Linked DNA regions of Homo sapiens: region 2 is linked to region 1. The links are chromatin loops, found by intact Hi-C in ENCODE. Cell type or tissue: MCF 10A. All regions are shown on one strand. Links, peaks and the distances in the headings refer to the core of each region. The heading gives the core; the rest is flanking DNA.

Evidence for each region. Hi-C counts contacts between places; a loop is a spot of excess contacts. Peaks named below come from ENCODE experiments on the same cell type or tissue, not always from the same donor. Only the 100,000 strongest peaks of a DNase experiment are listed, where the experiment ranks them.
Region 2: it touches region 1 in a loop (9-fold over the local background); 7 of 110 quality-filtered maps call a loop at or near these places.

Annotation. Positions count from the first base shown.
Region 1 is chr6:87,784,892-87,795,643 of GRCh38, forward strand. LOC101928911 (a long non-coding RNA gene) reads left to right here. Exons shown (of 5, transcript NR_110869.1): 1 at 1-76; 2 at 220-371. Among named protein-coding and RNA genes, the nearest start is that of AKIRIN2, 88 kb to the left of the region's middle. RefSeq lists an enhancer at 438-582 and a cis regulatory region at 504-515. In MCF 10A, for the core only: no CTCF peak of the experiment used is centred there; DNase peaks (open chromatin) are centred at 4,470 and 4,890.
Region 2 is chr6:87,727,304-87,738,055 of GRCh38, forward strand. No RefSeq gene overlaps it. Among named protein-coding and RNA genes, the nearest start is that of AKIRIN2, 30 kb to the left of the region's middle. RefSeq lists enhancers at 4,455-4,604, 7,989-8,653, 9,775-9,834, 9,915-9,964. In MCF 10A, for the core only: no CTCF peak of the experiment used is centred there; DNase peaks (open chromatin) are centred at 3,208, 4,758 and 5,158.

The sequences.
Region 1 (10,752 bases), core at 2,520-7,519:
TGGTTGAAATTTACACAGAGTTGGCTGCCACAATATGGGCTGAGCTGGAACAAGAGGTCAGAGGCCACAGAGAAAGGTAAGGCTGAGAGGATCTGAAGTGGCAAATAACAGGTGACTCTTATGTTGGAATGGTCTCTTGTTGTTCCTTTTTAATGTGGAGAAAGCTGAAGAAGTGGTTAAAGTTTTGTTATATTTTGCTTTGACCTAATACTTTGACAGAGATCATCAACTGCAGTTGCAAAATCCATCATGATATTTGCTGTAAACAGGATATCTAATTCAGCTGGAGCATCTCCATAAAGATTGTTCTAGGCCTCTCTGGGGATCTTCAATGTCCCAGGGCAAACTCTTCACTGTCAACTCTTTTCTGAGTGAGTATGATAGTTTTCTTTTGGAATTTTTATTTTTTCCAAACCTGGTTTCATGATTTTTAAATTTTCTGTAGTGTTTGATTTGGAGTGTCTAAAGGGTTAGATACAACCTTTGATCTATAAGGCATTCTCCAAGAGTAAACATAGATTTGTAATAACCCTTTTGAAGTTCAAATTATGTGGTTTTGGCCTGTGCTTTCTTTGAAGAGTCTCCATTTCCCCCTTAATCTCTGTGCCCAGCAAAGGGATAAACCTTCTTCTTGTGGTTGTTATTATCACAGAGAATAAATTTTCCAGATGTTGCTCTGCAGATTTCCCCTCATGTTTTCTTGGCTAGAACAGTATCACCTTTTTACTCTTAGCTGCAAGAGAGGCTGTGAATGGCAGTATCTAACATTTTCACAGCCTCTTACGGGAGGCAGGTTTGGTGAAAAAGAGGAAAGGAATGGTTGTAGGAAAGGCAACCCAGCAATTTCCCTTCCTGCCTCGTTAATTTCAATCAGTCTTGTCTCCCTGAGACTTTGCCCTAGTTACCTTGACTAAGACTAGAGAGAGTGGATCTTCTCAACCATACATTTACAGACCAATTACAGGACAGGTGATTTCTATTCGTGGTTCATCTCATCTGTTATGTGTTGATTCCTACTAGGGTCACTCTCAGAGGGTGACGTTACTGTCAAGTTCAGGGAGTACCTTTCTCTCCCCTAAACATTGATTAAGATAGGGGTCAAAAGTCCGGGCACAGTTGCTCATGCCTGTAATCCCAGCACTTTGGGAGGCCGAAGTGGGCAGATCACCTGAGGTCAGGAGTTTGAGACCAGCCTGGCTAACATGGTGAAACCCCGTTTGTACTAAAAATACAAAAAATTAGCCGGCTGTGGTGGCGTGCGCCTGTAATCCCAGATACTTGGGAGGCTGAAGCAGGAGAATCACTTGAACCCGAGAGGTGGAGGTTGCAGTGAGCCAAATCACGCCATTGCACTCCAGCTTGGGTAAGAAGAGCAAAACTCCATCTCAAAAAAAAAAAAAAGATAGGGGTCGGAAATCTGACCTCGGCAATTTTAAAACAGCTCTGAGTTTGAGTTTCTATTGTGTTTTGAGTTTGAACCCCCTACAGCCACTTTACATATTTGTTACTTGTTTGACTCATGAAGCATTTGAGCCTGCAACTTCTGGGAAAGAAATCAACTGCAAATTCACTGGGTAAATTGCATATGAGGGAATACAGATTAATATTCCAGAATAGAGAAATTTACTCCTTAAAGTACCAAACATTTCTAATTTTAATTTTCTTGAAAACATATCTTTCCCCTTTTGTTTCTCCTCTACATGGTAAGGTTTTACAGGAATATTTAAGTCAGACATTTCCATTATGGTTTTTTGCTTCTTCCTTCTGTCCTTGCATCTATAGTTTCTTCTTTCAATTTGCTGCACCATCCGCTTTGGCTTTAGAAAAAGGATCACTGAGCTTGAAGGAGTTTTGTCTAAAATAAAAGTAAGTGGTATCTGACTTGTGGATTCCTTTGTTTCCCAACAGTGTCTGTCTAGGACACCTGCTAAGTCACCTATGTTTGTATTTGATCTCACCACTGTCTAGAAGAGACTCTCTTTGGAAAGATCCAAGGAAGAGGGAAACCTTTGAGAACTTTGAATCAGCAGCCTCTATTTCTGATTTTAATACCTTATTTGACGAAGGCCTAGAGACACTTTGTCACACAGGCAGTTAGTGGAAGAGGTGGGAGGGAACTGAGGTCTTTGGTTTATTCCATGCAGGTGAAGATAAACCTCTTTGGATAGCCTTCCCTGTTTCTCCCACATCAAGTGGAAGACCCATGGGAAAAAGGCAGGATTCTGTCTTGTTCACAGCCACATTCACAACACCCTAAATTCACATATCGGGTACTCAGGAATGATTGGATGACTCAATACTATATTTTCCAGGTTCCTTTCTTTTTGGTATATTCTTACTCTCACTATGTTCTTCTAAACTGGGTTTTGTTGTGAGGGCATACTTGTGAGGAGCAAAGGACTATGAAAATTAAAGCCTTTGCAAGTGAATATCTTTGTATGCTATTACTGCATCAGGACAGAATTCAAGGAGCAGAATATGGGAGTGTTGATCTGAACCTGAATAAACCTGGAGAATCATACTATGGAGGATAAGAAGGGACAAGAAAAAGAGAACACTAGGGCAGGAAGATGTCTTGGCGGGACAGGGGAGTCAAGGCATTTTTTGTAGAGCAACCCCAATGAGAAAATACTTTCTCGTTGGGGATGGGGTAGGGTGAGAACACTCTCTCTACTGTTTATCTTTCCCTGTGGAAGAACTTGTTAGAGTTGTACTCTTGGCCTCTCTCCATCCCTGGAAGGAAAAACTGAGCTTGCTCTATACAGCCTCTTCTTTTCTCTCTTAAAGACCCTCCTGCCTATTCTGCTCTCTGTTGTGTTTTAAGGGGCCTGCCTTTGAGGAACAGGCATGTGGTGGGCCTTGTCTTAAGTCAGAGGTAAAGCCATAGAAGCCTGCTGTGGCCATTCATCAAAGCCATGTTCTACTATCCATGCTCTTACTGGTAACCAAATTGATGTTCTGATCTCCATCTGTCTGATTTCTATGTCTATTTCTCAGGTGGTTCCAAACTTGCAAACCAACTTAGAATTTTTTCTTTTTTTGAGATGGAATCTCATTCTGTCGTCCAGGCTGGAGCGCAGTGGCGCAATCTCAGCTCACTGCAACCTCCGCCTCCTGGGTTCAAGCCATTTTCCTGCCTCAGCCGCTGGAGTAGCTGGGACCACAGGCACCCGCCACCATGCCTAGCTGATATTTGTATCTTTAGTAGAGATGGGTTTTCACCATGTTGGCCAGGCTGGTCTCGAACTCCTGACCTCAGGTGATCCGCCTGCCTGGGCCTCCCAAAGTGCTGGGATTACAGGAGTGAGCCACCGTGCCCAGCAGAATTTCTTAAAATCCCTTAAAACCTGTCAGTGTATGTTTTGGCTGCTCTCCTTGTTGTCTGAGAAGCTGGAATTTCTTGTTTTAAGACAGAATTATGGTAATTATTATCATTTATTGAGAACAGGTCAGGGACCATGCTAAACATTTTATGAATATTATGTTGTTGAATCATTTCGGCAATCCTAAGAAGTAGATACTATTATCATCCCATTTTGTAGGTAAACCAGCAATTTTAGAAGGTTAAGAATTTTTCTGCATTCAGCATGGCTAGTAAGCAGTGGAACCAGGTTTTGAGCCCACTGTTTTCTGATTCTTCTGTTCTTAGCTACCAGCCTATAATGTCTCCCACAGCTTTTCAAATAAAGAACTGTGAAGAGAGAAAAATGTTTTGGAAGAAGGAAAGAAAGCTCTGCAAAAGGCAATGTGGGCTAAGATAGGGTATTCTCAGGCAAGAAAGATTGTCTTCTAGAACCCACTGGTCCAATTTGGTCCATTTGTATGAATGTACTCTTTGCACTTACTTCAAGGTTGAGCATTCTGTGAAAGAAAACTTTGGGCTCATGTTCACTCCAGGGAATGGTTTAGGTTTCAGGGTGGTTTCTTTTGTTTTTCCGTGTATCCCCCTGATCCTCTTTTTTTCCTCTTTCTTTTTTTTGCCTCCATAATCTTTGGTCTGGTGTTGACCCTCAATAAGCCACCCTGGCTAATTCATGCTAGTTCTCTGTGCTTTGGACACCTTGTAAAACCTTACTGTGGCGAAGTTTCTCCATTTGTAAAATGTAGCAGGATTGGTAATACTGATTTCCTTATCTTAGCGTGAGTTAAGATTAATTATATACATTTTGCAGCATACTTTGAAAGTATGTGATTAGGTGCTAAAATTTGTGTTTGTACAGATTTAAGTATTTTTGTAGCACATACCCATTTAAATTTAAGGAGTATTTTTATTTTTCTAATGGCTTCTTTAAAATATTTTAAAATCAGTTGCATAATTCTGACAAGTGGGATCTTCTGAATAAATCTCAATTCTAATTTCCCTTTCCCATGATTGTAAACTGTGGGACATTTGTAATAATCTTTGCTGAGTCAGTTTCCTTGGGGGAGGGATTTGTTTCATTTCAAAACATCCTAACAAAACTCCAGCCCATTGACAAGCAGTAACTTGCAAACTAGGGTCGTTGCCCAGGGAGCAGGGAGGGATCACAGACACAGGCAGGAGGAGAAGGGTTATGGTGTTGGAAAATGCTACCTGGAGGTTGCCAAAGATGGACCAGGTGGGAAAACTGCACAGCAATTCACATACCTTGAGCAAATCCAGCAGGCAGTAGGAAACAATAAAAAAGGAGGAATCCTCTCCAGGGACAGGATAAAGGATGGGTAAAAGCAAAGCTGGGAGGATTGGTTAATAAAGATTCGAACTTTCATCTGGACTCATGTTTTCCTGCTTTGTTCAATAAAGTAATTATTAAGCCTCTGATGAGTGTGGAGAGGTGGAGAGGCTCAACAGAAAGCAATGAGTCACTCCTGGGAGCTGTTGGGGAAGGTCATCTTTGAGACAGTAGGAACCTGGGAGGGGCAATCTCATGATCCTGTAGAGAATTGCAACAAGTTTTGCAACTGCCCCACATCTCCCCAACCCTTGGGTTTCTATGGTATTGCTCTGTATTCCAGCTAGTGTCACCAAATGATTAGCCTGGTTCTTTGTTAACCTTTATCCTAACCTTCAAGTCTGCTAAAGTGAAGATTTGTTTAAGGCTAGAGGCAAAGACATAAAATTTCTCTAGACTTCCCAAATACCATTTAACTTTTCTAAAATATTTGAATGTGACTGAGTAGTTGCACAGCAACTAAAACCTTCCCATCACAACCCCCACCTCGTCTTCCTTCCATTCTCCCTATATCCAGTAGTTTAACTCCCTGGGTAAGAACTTACTGAGATTTATTTTCACAAAGTCATAGCATTTAGCCGGTAATTCGTTCTAGCTTTTTGAGCATCTGCTAATATGTGGTGGGAGATCTTAAATTCAACAGACTCATTTTTAATGAATGTCAAATAGGAACTAATCTGTCATGATTACATTATTTATTTTCTAGGAGAGACAGCAATTTGTCATGTAGATAAGTACATCCCTCTCTTTATCAAGAGAGGGAAACAGATGAGCAGGTTTTTTTTGTTTGTTTGTTTTTTACATTCTCAGTAAACAAAGAGACCTTGGGATTTGGATCTTTTCCCTCTTCTATTTTTTTTTATCATCTCAACTTGCCTAAATTTAACTAAGTTGCCCTTCAAAATTTTTTTTTATCAAAATGTAAGTAGGAATTTAAAAATTAATGAGAAAACAAAATGATGTGGTTCTGAATAAAAATGAGGAAGAGCTGAATGTGGAGGGGTTAGCAGGGCTGTTTAATTGACCCCCATACGCAAGTGCTGTTGATAGAAATACAACATGAGACACATATAGAATTTTAAATTATATAGTAGCCGCATTAAAGAAGTAAATGAAATAGGTGAACTTGACTTGAATAATATATTTTATTTAACTCAATATATCTAAAATATTATTTCAACATGTAATCAATATAAAACTATTAATAAGGTATTTTACATAGTTTTTGTACTGTCTTCGAAATTTGATGTGTATCTTCCATGTACAGTGTAATCTCAATTCAGACTAGCTACATTTCAGATCTCAACATTCACAAGTTGCTCGTGATCCCCATATTGGACCCCTAATTCTGGGAAATTATCAATTCCGTTTCATGGTGGTATTTCACTGGATTTGCTTTGGAACTCAGAGCCTGGATCTCTTATGAAAAGCCAGGCTTTGCTTGTGTATTTTAAAAGCAAACTGTTAGTTTCCTTCTTAACTTTAATCTTCATTTCCTCTTGGCTCAGCACACTTGAAATAATATTCTAGAAACCCATACTGGGTGAAAGGGGTTAGGGGAAACTGGATTGTGTCAGGGAAAGGTTCAAAGCCAGGCTCCCTAAATGGATGCCTCTCTGTTTAGACTGGACATTTCTTTCTCATGTGGGAGGTCCTCCAGCTGGTCTACTGTAGAAAAAAAAATGTTTATAATGTAACAAAGTCTAAGCTTTAGTTCCTAGTCTGAGCACAATAATTCACATTAGATAGTTAATAGAAAAATAACACTTTCACACTTGATTCTTCAAGAGCAGTATTCTTTTCTCACATAAAGTTGCACTTTACTGGTAGTGACGATGGCATGGAGTGAAGGCTCCTTGTCCCGTGAGAGTTGGTGGAGTGACCTAACACGAGTTAGACCACAGGGTCTTCACTGCACCCAGTTATCCAGAATTCAGGAAAGTGGGGGAATCCCTGACTCTCTGGCTCCATTCCCTTTTCTGAACTTTAACTTCTAGGCAGGGAGCCCTAAGTCTTTCTTCTTTTACCCCCACCCTCATCAGGTACAGGATGCTTGTTCCAAATTTTTGAGCACCTGTTGATCACCTAGAGTGTAATTTCCGCAGCTTGGCAGACAGCTGTGCTGTAGGTGAGTGAGTCCTTTGCTTAAAGTCCAAAGATCTAATTTCTATTTTTTTTTTTTTTTGAGACAGAGTTTCACTGTTGTTGTCCAGGCTGGAGTGCAATGGCACGGTCTCGGCTCACTGCAACCTCTGCCTTCCGGGTTCAAGCGATTTTCCTGCCTCAGCCTCCCGAGTAGCTGGGATTATAATTATAGGCGCCCGCCACCAGGCCTGGCTAATTTTTTTTTTTTTTTTGTATTTTTAGTAGAGATGGGGTTTTACCATGTTGGCCAGGCTGGTCTTGAACTCCTGACCTCAGGTGATCTGCCCGCCTCGGCCTCCCGAAGTGCTGGGTGGCAAAGTGAGCCACCCGAGCCCGGCCTAAGCTTTTGTTTCTATATTTGTAGAGTGGTAGGAATGCTTATCTCACAGGGCTGTTGGAAGGATTAAATGAGGTGATGCGTGTGAAAGCATTTTAGAATCTGTAAAACTATACACACTTCAGTTGTTAATAGTGTTGTGGCAAGGTTCCAAGATATATTCCTGCTGAATTCCCTGGCCATTCCAACTCTTTTTTAAGCTCGTGGAGGTGCTTAACCCCACCCTATCCTGAATCTCAGCTCTGTCAGATTTGTTCACTCCTTTTCCAACTGTCTGGTCCCATAATCCTTATTAAGTGGACAGTGGCCCACATGATCACACACCTGTCCACACTGAGGGCTGGGGCAGACACTTAACCCGAGCTGGGCCATGTAAATTTTTCCTATCTAGATATGGAAATTGGGACCAAAGGAGTTTATTAATCACTTAAGTTGTCCAATTTGGGCAACATAGTGAGACCGTGTCTCTATAAAAACAAAAAATTAGCCAGATATGGTGGTGCAAGCCTGTAGTCCCAGCTACTCAGGAGGCTGAGGTGAAAGGATTGCTTGAGCCCAGAAGGTCGAGGCTGCAGTGAGCCAGGATTGTGCCACTGTACTCCAGCCTGGACAACAGAGCAAGGCCCTGTCTCAAATAAAACAAAAACAAAAACAGAAACTTGAATTTGAATGGTTTAGAATTTCAGTTCTCAAAATGTGGTCCATGGGCCCCTGGGGACCCCAAGACTCTTTCATGGGGTCCAAGAAGTTAAAACCATTTTGATAACAAGGCTAAGAGGATATCTGCCTTTTTTTTTTTTTTTTTTAAAGATGGAGTCTCACTCTGTCACCCAGGCTGGAGTGCAGTGGTGCCATCTTGGCTCACTGCAACCTCTGCCTTCTGGGTTCAAGCGATTCTCCTGTCTCAGCCTCCCGAGTAGCTGGGATTACAGGCACATGCCACCACGCCTGGCTAATTTTTGTATTTTTAGTAGAGACAGAGTTACACCATGTTGGCCAGGCTGGTCTCGAATGCCTGACCTTGTGATCCACCCACCTTGGCCTCCCAAAATGCTGGGATTACAGGTGTGAGTCATCGCGCCTGGCCGCCTTTTTTTTTTAAGTGTGCTTTTTCACATATGGAATAACAGCAGTGATGGGGAATACTGCTGGCATCTTAGCATGAATCAAGGCAATAGCACTTACTGTGGTTGTTACATTTCTCACTACCATGCACTCACAGTAAGAAAAAATAAGGAAAAAATAAAAGCAAAAGCCAGTGTTACTTAATAATGTCCCTGATGAAGCAGTAAAAATAATTAATTTCATTAAAACTTGACTTTTGGGTACATGTCTTTTTCACATTCTGTGTGATGAAATGGAAAAAATGCATACATCATATCTACTGCATGCTGAAGTAGGCAATTGTCTGGGAAAACCACTTAAGTAATTGCTTGCGTGGTGAACTAAAACTAATGGCTTTTTTTCAAGGAGTACCATTACTACTTGACTGCACAAACTATGATGTCTCAAACCAGGTATTTGGCAGACATTTTCTTGAAAATGAACCAGATTATCCTGTCACTTCAAGAAAAACAACCAACAACATTTTTTTTCTGTGCCAATGTTAGAATTTGTGTTTCCAAACGAAAACTAGAATTTTGTAAAACTTGTATCTGTCACTGTGAGCTTGATAGCTTTTCAATACTTAAAGACCTTTCTGAAGGGATCAGTGGTGATATCAACAAATGAGATTTAAGAAATATATTTGTATAAAATGTGTCAACATTAGGAAGATGAGATGTATAACTCAGTGAACCAATATTTTATGAATGACAAATGTGCAGGTTAAAGATCTAATCAAAGTGCAAGACAGACTAGCGGATTTTAATGTTATGGTAAAAAAGACAATTTCTTTTATATGAATTCAGATTCCACATTGCAATTAAACTTTAAGAAACTACCACATGTTGAGTTTTGGTGTATTGTCAAAAATTATCCACAAATACTTTACTCTTTTTAAGCTACATTTCTCTGTGAGACTGAATTTTCTTTATATACTTCAACTGAAATAGTATATCACAACAGATTGAATGTAGAAGCAGATGTAGGGATTCAATTGTCATTTATTAAGCAAGCCACTAAAGGGATTTTCAAAAATGTCAAAAAAATTTCATTGTCACTATAATTTTTTGTTTATTTTGGAAAAACAAATCAGATGTGGGCATCTATGTTTGGCTCATGCATGTGCAAATGAAGAGAGGATGCTAGTATTTTCAGAGTGAGAGAGAAGAGAGAGAAGACAGAAGCAGAGATGAAAGAACATGTGGAGAGAGAGAGAACAAAAATAAGCTTTGGTTCCTAATATCTGTACCTGGTTCTTGTCTCTCTTGAGGCCTGGCTGTGTTGCCCAATTTAGAGTTCTAGGAAATTTCCATGTATTTTTCCAATAAACTCTCTTTTTATTTAAACTTATTTAAAAGGGATATATATATATATATAATTTAATTTAATTTTTTTTTTTTTGAGACAGAGTCTTGTTCTGTCACCCATGCTGGAGTGCACTGCTCAGTCTCAGCTCACTGCAACCTCCACCTCCTGGGTTCAAGCGATTCTGCTGCCTCAGCCTCCTGAGTAGCTGGGATTACAGGCACACGCCACCGCACCCGGCTAATTTTTGTATTTTTAGTAGAGACGGGGTTTCACCATGTTGGCCAGGCTGGTCTCAAACTTCTGACCTCAAGTGATCCACCCACATCAGCCTCTCAAAGTGCTGGGATTACAGGTGTGAGCCACTGCAGCTGGTCTCTTTTCTTCCCTGTTTGGCTTGCTGTTCCTGAAGGGTAGAGACTTTTGATTACTTTAGACCCCACAATGTGTAGTCCCTACTCAGTTTGCAGTAGCTGAAGAATGAGTGAGTAGCTCTGCCTGAGGGAGCTGAGGAAGGCATCCTGAAGGATGATCAGGCATTTGTCAGGCAGATGACGGGGAAGACATTCTAAGGAAAAAGCTTGGGTGAGTTCAGGAGTCTGCTTCGCCCTTATGGGTGTGGTCATGCTTAAGGACAGAGGAAGCACGCAGTGGCATTCACTTTTGCCCTGGAGGTTATCTGAGCAGAGAGAATATCTCACAAACTAATGCCAAGGCCACTTCTCTATTGTCTATGGGTTAATGCCAGCCCTGTTAGGGACTATCCAGTGAATTAAAAAAGCCCTGCCAACCCCAGGCGAGGGTTGGGAAGCAGTGTTAGTAGCACCTGGGGGTCTGGGGATGACTCATCGCACAGGTATCATTAACCCCCATTCATTCACTCGTTAATGAAGAAATAAGAGCAGGAATTTGGCAGAGGGACAGTTCTAGACTCAAGTCCATCTCTCACTCTAACTGGCTCAGTGATCTTAAGCAGGCATCTAACTTTTTTGAGCCTCCGTTTCTTTACCATTTCTATAAAATGGTAATAATAACACCTTGGAGGCTGGTTTTACGAGTTAAATATGATCATATACATTAAGCATATGTATAGTAACTGGTACAGCTTAGAGATTAAGGCATGCTAATTCCCTTTCTTCTTCTCTACAA
Region 2 (10,752 bases), core at 2,168-7,167, 58 kb before region 1:
GCCTGTAGATATAAATTTGGTCACTTTTTTTTTTTTTGAGATGGAGTTTTGCTCTTGTTGCCTAGGCTGGATGCAGTGGCACAATCTCAGCTCACTGCAACCTCCACTTCCCGGGGTCAAGTGATTCTCCTGCCTCAGCCTTCTGAGTAGCTGGGATTACAGGTGCCCATCACCATCACCAGGCCCAGCTAATTTTTTGTATTTTTAGTAGAGACGGGTTTCACCATGTTAGCCAGGCTGGTCTCAAACTCCTGACCTCAGGTGATCCACCAGCCTCAAACTCCCAAAGTGCTGGGATTACAGGTGTGAGCCACTGTGCCCAGCCAATTTGGTCACATTAATGACAAATCCTAAATTTTACTGGCTCTTGTTTCAACCTACATAATGCAGGTTTTCCAGCCTCACCCGATGTCTCTCCCAGAATCCCCAAGGATGATCTCATATGTGCTCACAAACAGTTCTCTCATATTCCTCTGTTTTGCCTCCTATGTTGTTGGCTATGGCCCAAGAAGCCATTTGCAGGTCCATACCTATGTCAGTGCCAAGCATGACAAGACTGTTGTCCACGATAAATGTGTGCTGCCTCCTAATGCTTTCACTCCATGTCACCCCTCGACCCAGCACCACAATGTAGGCCCATTTGCCTTACAGATGTCTCTCATAAAAATGCTTCCTTTAACAACTGTATGAAGCCCTTTTGTCTCTGGGGCTCAGAGGTGTGTACTGGGAATGAGCTGAGGAATCAAACAGGGTGCTTGCTTGCTTTCTCTCTCTCTCTTCCTTCCTTCCTTCCTTCCTTCCTTCCTTTCTTTCTTTCTTTCTTTCTTTCTTTCTTTCTTTCTTTCTTTCTTTCTTTCTTTCTTTTTCTTTCTTTCCTTCCTTCCTTCCTTCTTTATTTCTTTCTTTCTTCTCTTTCTTTCTCTCTCTCTCTCTCTCTTTTTTTTTGAGACACAGTCTCGCTCTGTCGCCCAGGCTGGAGTGCAGTGGCGCGATCTCTGCTCACTGCAAGCTCCGCCTCCTGGGTTCACGTCATTCTCCTGCCTCAGCCTTCCGAGTAGCTGGGACTACAGGCACCCCCGCCACCACACCCGGCTAATTTTTGTTTTTATATTTTTAGTAGAGACAGGGTTTCACTGTGTTAGTAGGATGGTCTCCATCTCCTGACCTCGTGATCCGCCTGCCTCGGCCTCCCAAAGTGCTGGGATTACAGGCGTGAGCCACTGTGCTCGGCTCTTTTTTGTTTCTTTATTCTTTTTCCAAATCACAGGCTTCTCTCTCCTCTCCCCTCGTGCAAATCAAGTCACACAAATTGACATCTGCAAATAGATATCACTGGCTGTACCTAGTCATCATTCAAGCCAGTCAGAACAGTTTAGGATCAAGCTGGTGGACTTCTGAAGCATTATTTTTATTTTTCAATGTTTCACAGTTGTTGTTATAATGGTATTTTTCAACAACTAGAAAAGTATGGCCTAAAACAGTCAACTTGTCCTATAAAATTTATGCTGACACAGTGTGCCTTTGCCAGAATACTTTCTTACACGTCTTCTTCTCCTACACCCCAGTGTATTTGTCTGTTAACAGAATACAGGAACTTCTTTGGCACGTAGATTCTGAATGTCAGCACAAGCACTGAGTCTTAGGAAAATGGAACAAATTAGGGAATTTCTCAGCAGTACCACTGCCAGCTTTCTCCGGGCACTTGTACCAGTGTTTATTTTAATGACTTCAATCAGGATATGTTCCTCACCTTAATGCAGAAGCTCAAGATTTTAGAGATCAGCAGAGGATTCAATGTATTTTAGTCTTGCTTTGCAGAAATTATTGGGTGGAGTTTTTCTGTGAGGAAATGGAGCAGTAAAAATCCCTTCTTGCCACCACTTTCCACCCCAGCTTTGTCATTTGGCATCTGTCCACCTGAATTTATTTTAACAGTTCCAGCTTATGGTTCATAAAAGATCATAAACCAATATTATGTCCACAGATTGAGTTCTGCATATAGCATTTAAACATCTCTTCTCTAGAAAAATTACAAAAAATGCCTTAGAGTTCTGTAGGTACAAGATTTTCATTGTTTTTTTGTTTTTTTTTTGTTTTGTTTTGTTTTGTTTTTTGATTCAGTTTTATGATGTCTTTTGGAAACATGGTTTGCCCCTTGTATAGTGAACCCTTGTACATTTTTCAAAAGTCATCAAAGGACAAAGAAAGGAAAAACTGGTGAATGTGACAGAGGCACCCAGCAATGTTCTGAGGGACAGATTTCACAAGCTGCCCAAGTGGCCCAAAAGAATTTACAGGGAAGGCAGGTAAGCCCTTTAAGTTTGATTTCAAGTTGAAGATGCATTCTGGGGAGCTTTGACCATGGAAAAGGTATCTGAGGGTCTCAGTTTACTCTTCGTATCTGTAGCTGAACCTTAGATGAGAAAAGAGACAAATCTTGAGGATGTGGTAGGCAGGCAAGCTACATGAGGAGGAATAGCAGGAGATGTGGAGGAGAAACGTGACTCAGGATGTACTTGGAAGATAGATGGCTTTCAGGGAGATGGTTCCTTCATCAATGCCTGTTTCCATCACTGTCATGCAGTGTCTACCCTCTCTTATATTTTCTCACAACCAGTTTTACAAAACATCCAGAGGGAACTGACACAGCGTGTCTTTGCCAGAATACCTTCTTACACGTCTTCTTCCCCTACACCCCAGAGTTTCATATACATAAAAACATGGAACTAAGCACCATGTTTTTATGTATATGAAATCGATTGTCAGATCATTTAGCAGTGGTTATATTGAAAGTGGAGAGTGAAAAAAAGAGGTAGTGAGGGAAAAAGATATTGAATCTATCCAATCATCTTTGTAGGATATAAGAAGTCTCATGGTACAGGTATAGTCAATGTGAAACCTTAACAATGCATTAATTATAAAGCTCAAGCAGTTCTGAGATAAGATGATTTTGGTTTATGGGGATACAATAAATTTGAGTCTGCAGCATATGAAAGAATTTTCCCAGATATTGCGCTTTCTTTTTCATTTTTCTCATTTTAATCAATAGAATGTAAGGATAAAGTACAAAATGTATGGAAAGAATAAAACTTTCCTGCGTCCTCCTGACTATAAAAAGGTGAGTGAATCATCTGCTTAAACACCAACCCAGTCATTTTATCTCCTGTGTCCTTGAATGAGAAGCTGGGCTGGGCACCCCTCCAGCTGGTAAGAGGATCTTTGAGTCGCATGATAGAAGGGAGAAGTCTGAACCTGCAGCTCTCTCTTTCTCTTCCCTCTGGTTTCTGGCAGGCTTTCTGCGCAGAGACCATCCTCTGTCATGATTGTGCACACACATTTCCAGTGCAGGTCCCCTTTGCCCCATTACTGTTCTGATCAGAACCCTGAGCCTGTGTGGAGATGCCTGTAAGGACAGGCAGGTCTGGCTCATTACAAAGAAACAGGATCTTTAGGCTTCCTGGGAATGGTTCACACAGTTGGGTGGGCTCTGAGATCAAGGTGTCTGCATGATTCCTGGAAAGAGATGCAGAGTAGGCATCCCTAACCTGGGCCAGGTGCCTCAAATCATAAGATTTTAGGACAGGAATTGTGTGCTCTGGTTCTTGAGAAGAACCAGAAGAGTGAGAAAGGATGCAGTGATGCACACCAACACCTCCACAAGGGAAACACGTGAATGTGCCTGTCCTTAGGACAGGGCTTAGCCGGGCCCCCCGCGCAAAAGAAGTTCAGCAGCATGGGTAGTGGAAATCAGACAAGCAGCCCTGCCCTGCATGACAGACAGCCCAGGCTCTCCATCAGAAGCTGCAAAAGTCCTAATCACTTTCCCCACAAAGTGGACATGGAAGTCCTTCTTTTTTTTTTTTTTTTTTTTACTTTTTCTTTTTCAAATTATTCTTTCTTTTTTGAGACAGGGTCACACTCTGTGGCCCAGGCTGGAGTGCAGTGGTGCAATCATGGCTTACTGTAGCCTTGACCTCCTGGACTCAGGTGATCCTCCTACCTCAGCCTCCTGAGTGGCTGGGACTACAGGTGTGCATCACCATGCCCAGCTTTTTTTTTTGTATTTTTTAGTAGAAATGAGGTTTCACCATGTTGCCCAGGCTGGTGTCAAACTTATGGGCTCAAGTAATCCACCCACCTCATCCTCCCAAACTACTGCTGGGATTACAGGTGTGAGCCACCTTGCATTTTCTTTTTTGCCTTTTTTTTTTTTTTTTTTTTTTTTTGAGATAGGGTCTCACTCTGTCGCCCAGGCTACAGTGCAGTAGCATGATTTCAGCTCACTGCAGCCTCAGCCTCCTGGGTCTAAGTGATCCTCCCACCTCAGCAGCCTGGTATCTAGGACCATAGGTGTGTGTCACCATGCCCGGCTAATTTTTTTTATTTTTTTGTAATGACAGGGATCTCCTTGTGTTGCCCAGGTTGGTCTCACACTCCTCAGCTCAAGCGATCATCTCACTTTGGCCTCCCAAAGTGCTAGGATTCAGGGATGAGCCCACTGCACCTGGCCGAAGTCCTTTCTACTTCAGATTTCCATCATGGGTAACTGTGAAATCAGAAAGGAATTGAAATGAAGAAAACTCTGTGGCTTCCTTGGTGAAGTAAACCAGTTTGGGCTAGAGAGAGGTGAGCAGCCAATGTTACAGTAGGAACAATACTTCCTGTATCCTCTTCTGAATCATTGCGTAATAGGTTTCTGACATGTAGAAAGCCCTGAAGAAACATAGCAGGGAAGGAAGTGAATGAGCCAACTGCATTGGCTCAGTGCCCGCGGAACACCCTACTTCAAGGATAAAATTGCACCTCTGCTGCCAACAGTTCAGGCAAGGGAACCTAGACAAATAATGCTTGGAATTCAACAGAAGAACAAGCCAAAAGAGGTCTAGGCATTTTAAAAAATGACTTCTAAGATTGCTCTTTTGCTTGGCTTGTTTGCGTGCTTGCTTTAGTTCAGGTGATGAGAATAGAGAGTAAATAACCCACCTCCTTATTCTAAGTAGCATCTGTTTAAATGACACAGAGGGATGTCATCCAGGTAAAAGGGTGTGGAGCCCTGCTACCTCATACTTCCCTCCTGGCTAAATGAAAAGCCAAGGGCTGCTATAAAAAGTAATTTGTGTCCAACTCTTTGGGGAGGGAAGTATTCTCATACTGAAAATGTCATACTCCAAATTTTAACCTAGTGCTCTTTCCTGCTCTTGCTCATAAAGTGATTCACATGACTTTTAGTAGCTTTAGCTTCTTCAGAATGGAGGAACAAGCAACCAGTGATCACCTGATGGAATTACACAACATGGTTTATTTTGGAGAAAACAGAAGTCAGAGTGAGGATCATTTATTTCATCAGCTTCATAATCACAAAAGTTACCCAGGCTAAAAATGATCTTTAGTCACTCTGCCTTTTATGCATCCCCCTCTGGCTTCCAAAGTCTCATACTTAATTTTTTTTTTTTTTGAAAGCTACTTTTAACTTAAAAATTCAGGCTGGGTGCTGTGGCTCACACCTGTAATCCCAGCACTTTGAGAGGCCAAGGCGTCCGGATCACCCGAGGTTGGGAGTTCGAGACCAGCCTGACCAACATGGAGAATCCCTGTCTCTACTAAAAATACAAAGTTAGCCAGGCGTGGTGGCACATGCCTGTAATCCCAGCTACTTGGGAGGCTGAGGCAGGAGAATTGCTTGAACCCGGGAGGCAGAGGGTGCGGTGAGCTGAGATCATGCCAGGCACTCCAGCCTGGGCAACAAGAGCGAATCTCTGTCTCAAAAAAAAAAAAAAAAAAAAAATCAGCTAGGCACAGTGGCTCACACTTGTAATCCCAACACTTTGGGAGGCTGAGGCAGGAGGACCACTTGAGGCCAGAAGTTCAAGACCAGCCTGGGCAACACAGCAAGACCCCATCTCTACAAAAAATTTAAAAACAGCTCTACAAGAAATTTTAAAAATTAGCTGGGTGTGGTGGTGTGAGTCTGTAGCCCTAGCTACTTGGGAGGCTGAGGTGTGAGGATTGCTTGAGCCTAGAAGTTCAAGGCTATAGTGACCTACAAATGTGCCACTGAACTTCAGCCTGGGTGACAGAGCAAGACCTTATCTCCAAAATAAAAATGAAAATAAATAGGGCCAGGCGTGGTGGCTCACACCTGTAATCCCAGCACTTTGGGAGGCCAAGGCAGGTGGGTCACTTGAGGCCAAGAGTTCAAGACCAGCCTGGCCAACATGGTGAAACCCCATCTCTACTAAAAATACAAAACTTAACAGGGTGTGGTGGCACGTGCCTGTAATCCCAGCTACTCATGAGGCTGAGGCAGGAGAATCGCTTGAACCCGGGAGGCAGAGGTTGTAGTGAGCCAAGATTGTGCCACTGCACTCCAGCCTGGGTGTCAGAGCAAGACTTGGTCTCAAAAAATAAAATAAAATAAATAAAAATTATTTCTTCTGCCCTTACTTCTGTGTCACTTTTCTCCTCACTTAATTCTTTCCATTATTCAATAATAGAAATAGGATAGCACAAGGAGTTGAGGGGGTCTCCTGAATCAGTCAAAATATGGGAGTGAGAGGGAAATGGAAGACCCTCTTACCCCAGTGTTTTGGCTGTAATCAAGAAACCAGCATGAATCCAAATTTAATCAGTCTGGTTGTACATTACAACCAGACTGAGGTAATGATGAACACTAGTGTGGTGGTTTGACAAAGGAGACCAAAGATCAAGAATTTCAGGATCTGACAGGAGGACACTTGATCTGGCAAGATAGCTAATACTTAGGAGCTTACTGTGTGGGCACTGCTCTAATCACTTTACACATGGCAACTTATTTAACCTTCACAACAATGCAGTCAGGCATTTACCATTATTGTTGCCATTTTGCAGATAAGAAAACCCAGGCACAAACTGGTGCTTTCGTTAGACACAGAGATGCACTGTCCAGATCCTCACTGTTTAGATCCTCCTTCACAGGCTTTATAACCAGTTTCCTCAACGAGAGTGACCACTGTCCCAGTTTACTCAGTCATCTCCCGATTTTAGCATTCCTTGCCCCAGTAAACCCTCAGTTGCATACAAACCAGGATGGTTGATTGCTTCAGCCCAATCCTGCTTCCTTCCCCTGCCTTCCACAGGTGTTGATCCCTAATAAACATCTTGTACCCCAGTTATGGTTGACGGGCATTCCAGCATCAGACTATGTGTTGTTTTTGTTTTTGAGACGGGTCTCACTCTGTCACCCAGGCTGGAGTGTGGTGGTGCAATCAATGCTCACCGCAACCTCTGCCTCCTGGGCTCAGGTGATCCTCCCACCTCAGCTTCCCAAGTAGCTGGGACTACAGGCACGTGCCATCACACCCAGCTAATTTTTGTATTATTATTATTATTATTATTTTTGGGACAGAGTCTTGCTCTGTCTCCCAGGCTGGAGTGCAATGGCACGATCTTGGCTCACTACAACCTCCACCTTCCGGGTTCAAGCAATTCTCCTGTCTCAGCTTCCTGAGTAGCTGGGATTACAGGCACACACCACCACGCCTGGCTAATTTTTGTATTTTTAGTAGAGACAGGGTTTTACCATGTTGGTCAGGCTGGTCTTGAACTCCTGACCTTGTGATCCACCCGCCTCGGCCTCCCAAAGTGCTGGGATTACAGGCGTGAGCCACCGTGCAACGCCTAATTTTTGTATTTTTTGTAGAGATGTGGTTTCACCATGTTGCCCAGGCTAGTCTCAAACCCGTGAGCTCAAGCGTTTCACCCCTCACGGCCTCCCAAAGTACTGGTATTACAGGCATGAGCCACTGTGCCTGGCCCCAGACTGTGTGTTCTTAATCTCAAAGCCTCACTCTCCCTTTACATAAGTGTTCTGGGCACTGGAAAGGGGTAATCAACAGAAGTCCAGACAGGTTCTCCAGGCTCTGTATAGCCCAGATGAAATATTCCCAATAGTAATGAAAGTAGCTCACGTTTACTCAGTGTGCTAGGAGATGAGCTAAGTGCTTTGCGTGTGAAGGAGGTTCTATCAATATTCTTTTTTTTTTTTTGTAGAAGCTTTATTTTTTTTATTTTTTTTTTTTTTATTGATCATTCTTGGGTGTTTCTCGCATAGGGGGATTTGGCAGGGTCATAGGACAATAGCGGAGGGAAGGTCAGCAGATAAACAAGTGAACAAAGGTCTCTGGTTTTCCTAGGCAGAGGACCCTGCGGCCTACCACAGTGTTTGTGTCCCTGGGTACTTGAGATTAGGGACTGGTGATGACTCTTAACGAGCATGCTGCCTTCAAGCATCTGTTTAACAAAGCACATCTTGCACCGCCCTTAATCCATTTAACCCTGAGTGGACACAGCACATGTTTCAGAGAGCACAGGGTTGTGGGTAAGGTCATAGATCAACAGCATCCCAAGGCAGAAGAATTTTTCTTAGTATAGAACAAAATGGAGTCTCCTATGTCTACTTCTTTCTACACAGACACAGCAACAATCTGATTTCTCTATCTTTTCCCCACATTTCCCCCTTTTCTATTTGACAAAACCGCCATCATCATGGCCCGTTCTCAATGAGCTGTTGGGTACACCTCCCAGAAGGGGTGGCGGCCGGGCAGAGGGGCTCCTCACTTCCCAGAAGGGGCGGCCGGGCAGAGGCGCCCCCCACCTCCCGGATGGGGCGGCTGGCCGGGCGGGGGCTGCCCCCCACCTCCCTCCCGGGTGGGGCAGCTGGCCGGGTGGGGGCTGCCCCCCACCTCCTGGACGGGGCGGCTGCCGGGCGGAGACGCTCCTCACTTCCCAGACAGGGCAGCTGCTGGGCGGAGGGGCTCCTCACTTCTCAGACGGGGCGGCTGCCGGGCGGAGGGGCTCCTCACTTCTCAGACGGGGCGGCCGGGCAGAGACGCTCCCAGATGGGGTCGCGGCCGGGCAGAGGCACTCCTCACATCCCAGATGGGGCGGCAGGGCAGAGGCGCTCCCCACATCTCAGACGATGGGCGGCGGGGCAGAGACGCTCCTCACTTCCTAGATGGGATGGCAGCCGGGAAGAGGCGCTCCTCACTTCCCAGACTGGGCAGCCGGGCAGAGGGGCTCCTCACATCCCAGACCATGGGCGGCCAGGCAGAGACGCTCCTCACTTCCCAGACGGGGTGGTGGCCGGGCAGAGGCTGCAATCTCAGCACTTTGGGAGGCCAAGGCAGGCGGCTGGGAGGTGGAGGTTGTAGCTAGCCGAGATCACACCACTGCACTCCAGCCTGGGCAACATTGAGCACTGAGTGAACGAGACTCCGTCTGCAATCCCGGCACCTCGGGAGGCCGAGGCTGGCAGATGACTCGCGGTTAGGAGCTGGAGACCAGCCCAGCCAACACAGCGAAACCCCGTCTCCATCAAAAAAATACGAAAACCAGTCAGGCGTGGCGGCGCGCCCCTGCAATCACAGGCACTGGGCAGGCTGAGGCAGGAGAATCAGGCAGGGAGGTTGCAGTGAGCCGAGATGGTAGCAGTACAGTCCAGCTTCGGCTTGGCATCAGAGGGAGACCACGGAAAGAGAGGGAGAGGGAGACCGTGGGGAGAGGGAGGGGGAGGGGGGAGGGGGAGAGGGGGAGGGGGAGGGGGGAGGGGGAGGGGGAGGGGGGGAGGGGGGAGGGAGGGGGAGGGGGGGAGGGGGAGAGGGAGAGGGAGAGCCAATATTCTTATTTTACAAATGAGAAGGCTGAGGCTTAGAGAGTTTACTAGCCCAAGAACAAGTCTCAGGATTTTAACCTATGCACTCTGCCCCTAGACTCCAAATTAGAGATACAGATAAAGCTGAATAGCTTAGTGTTACAAAACGGAAAGAGGTGTTTTTTGGAGTAGAGTTGTAGACGGGTTCAAGGCAGTCAGTGAAGATGTAAAAAGAGCCCAGCAAAATGTCAAGAGGCTACAGTCCAAGTTGTCAAAAAGAAACTAAGAGAGTTTAAGAACAGGACATTAAATATTCAACTGTAAGTTGTTTATATTGCAATAAACCTCTATTGTTCTCTCCATCTTCTCAAATCTTCTCAAGCCTTGAGTAAAGTCTGACGCAGCAGGGCCTTACATTTAGTGTGTGAGTGTAAACCACAAAGAGACTGCCTGAGCAGAGTATAGGAATCAGTAGAGGCAAGAAATCAGTTAAAGGTGTCTTGTGACAGCCCTCTTCAAATTCCCCTCACTCTCCCACCTGCCCCCAGCCTGGAAGAATTTAGAGATGTTTAGGAGATTATTGGACTTTCCACAGCCTTGGAAAGAGATTTGAGCAAAATTTATCTACGTCTTTAGGGACAGGGAGATTCCACATAATAGGTGACAAGTACATGCATGAGAAGGAGTTTATTAAGATAAATAAAAAATGATAATGGTAGCTCTCTCTAAGAGAGGGAAGTAGGAAAATGGTTAATTTGCATTTGCCTTTTAGTGCTTTTCCTAGGTTTTCAAAATTTGTACAACAAATATGTTACCTTTGTAGCCCGAGAACAGAACAATAAATTATCAAAAAATTATCAAAATGATCAATGTCTGTTTCTCTTTTGTTCCTAACTATATAGACTCTTCTGTCTCTTGGATGTGTCTAGTCACTAAAAAGAAACAGACAAAATAAACACACATGTAAACCATGCCATTGATTCATTTATGTATAGATGTTTCATATAATTATAGAAAAAATGGTCTACATATCAAGTGAGAACTCATTACCTTAGTGATAAAGTACACAAAATATTTTGGGTCAATATCATGAGACTAGGAAGAACAAAGTATCTTTAAGATAT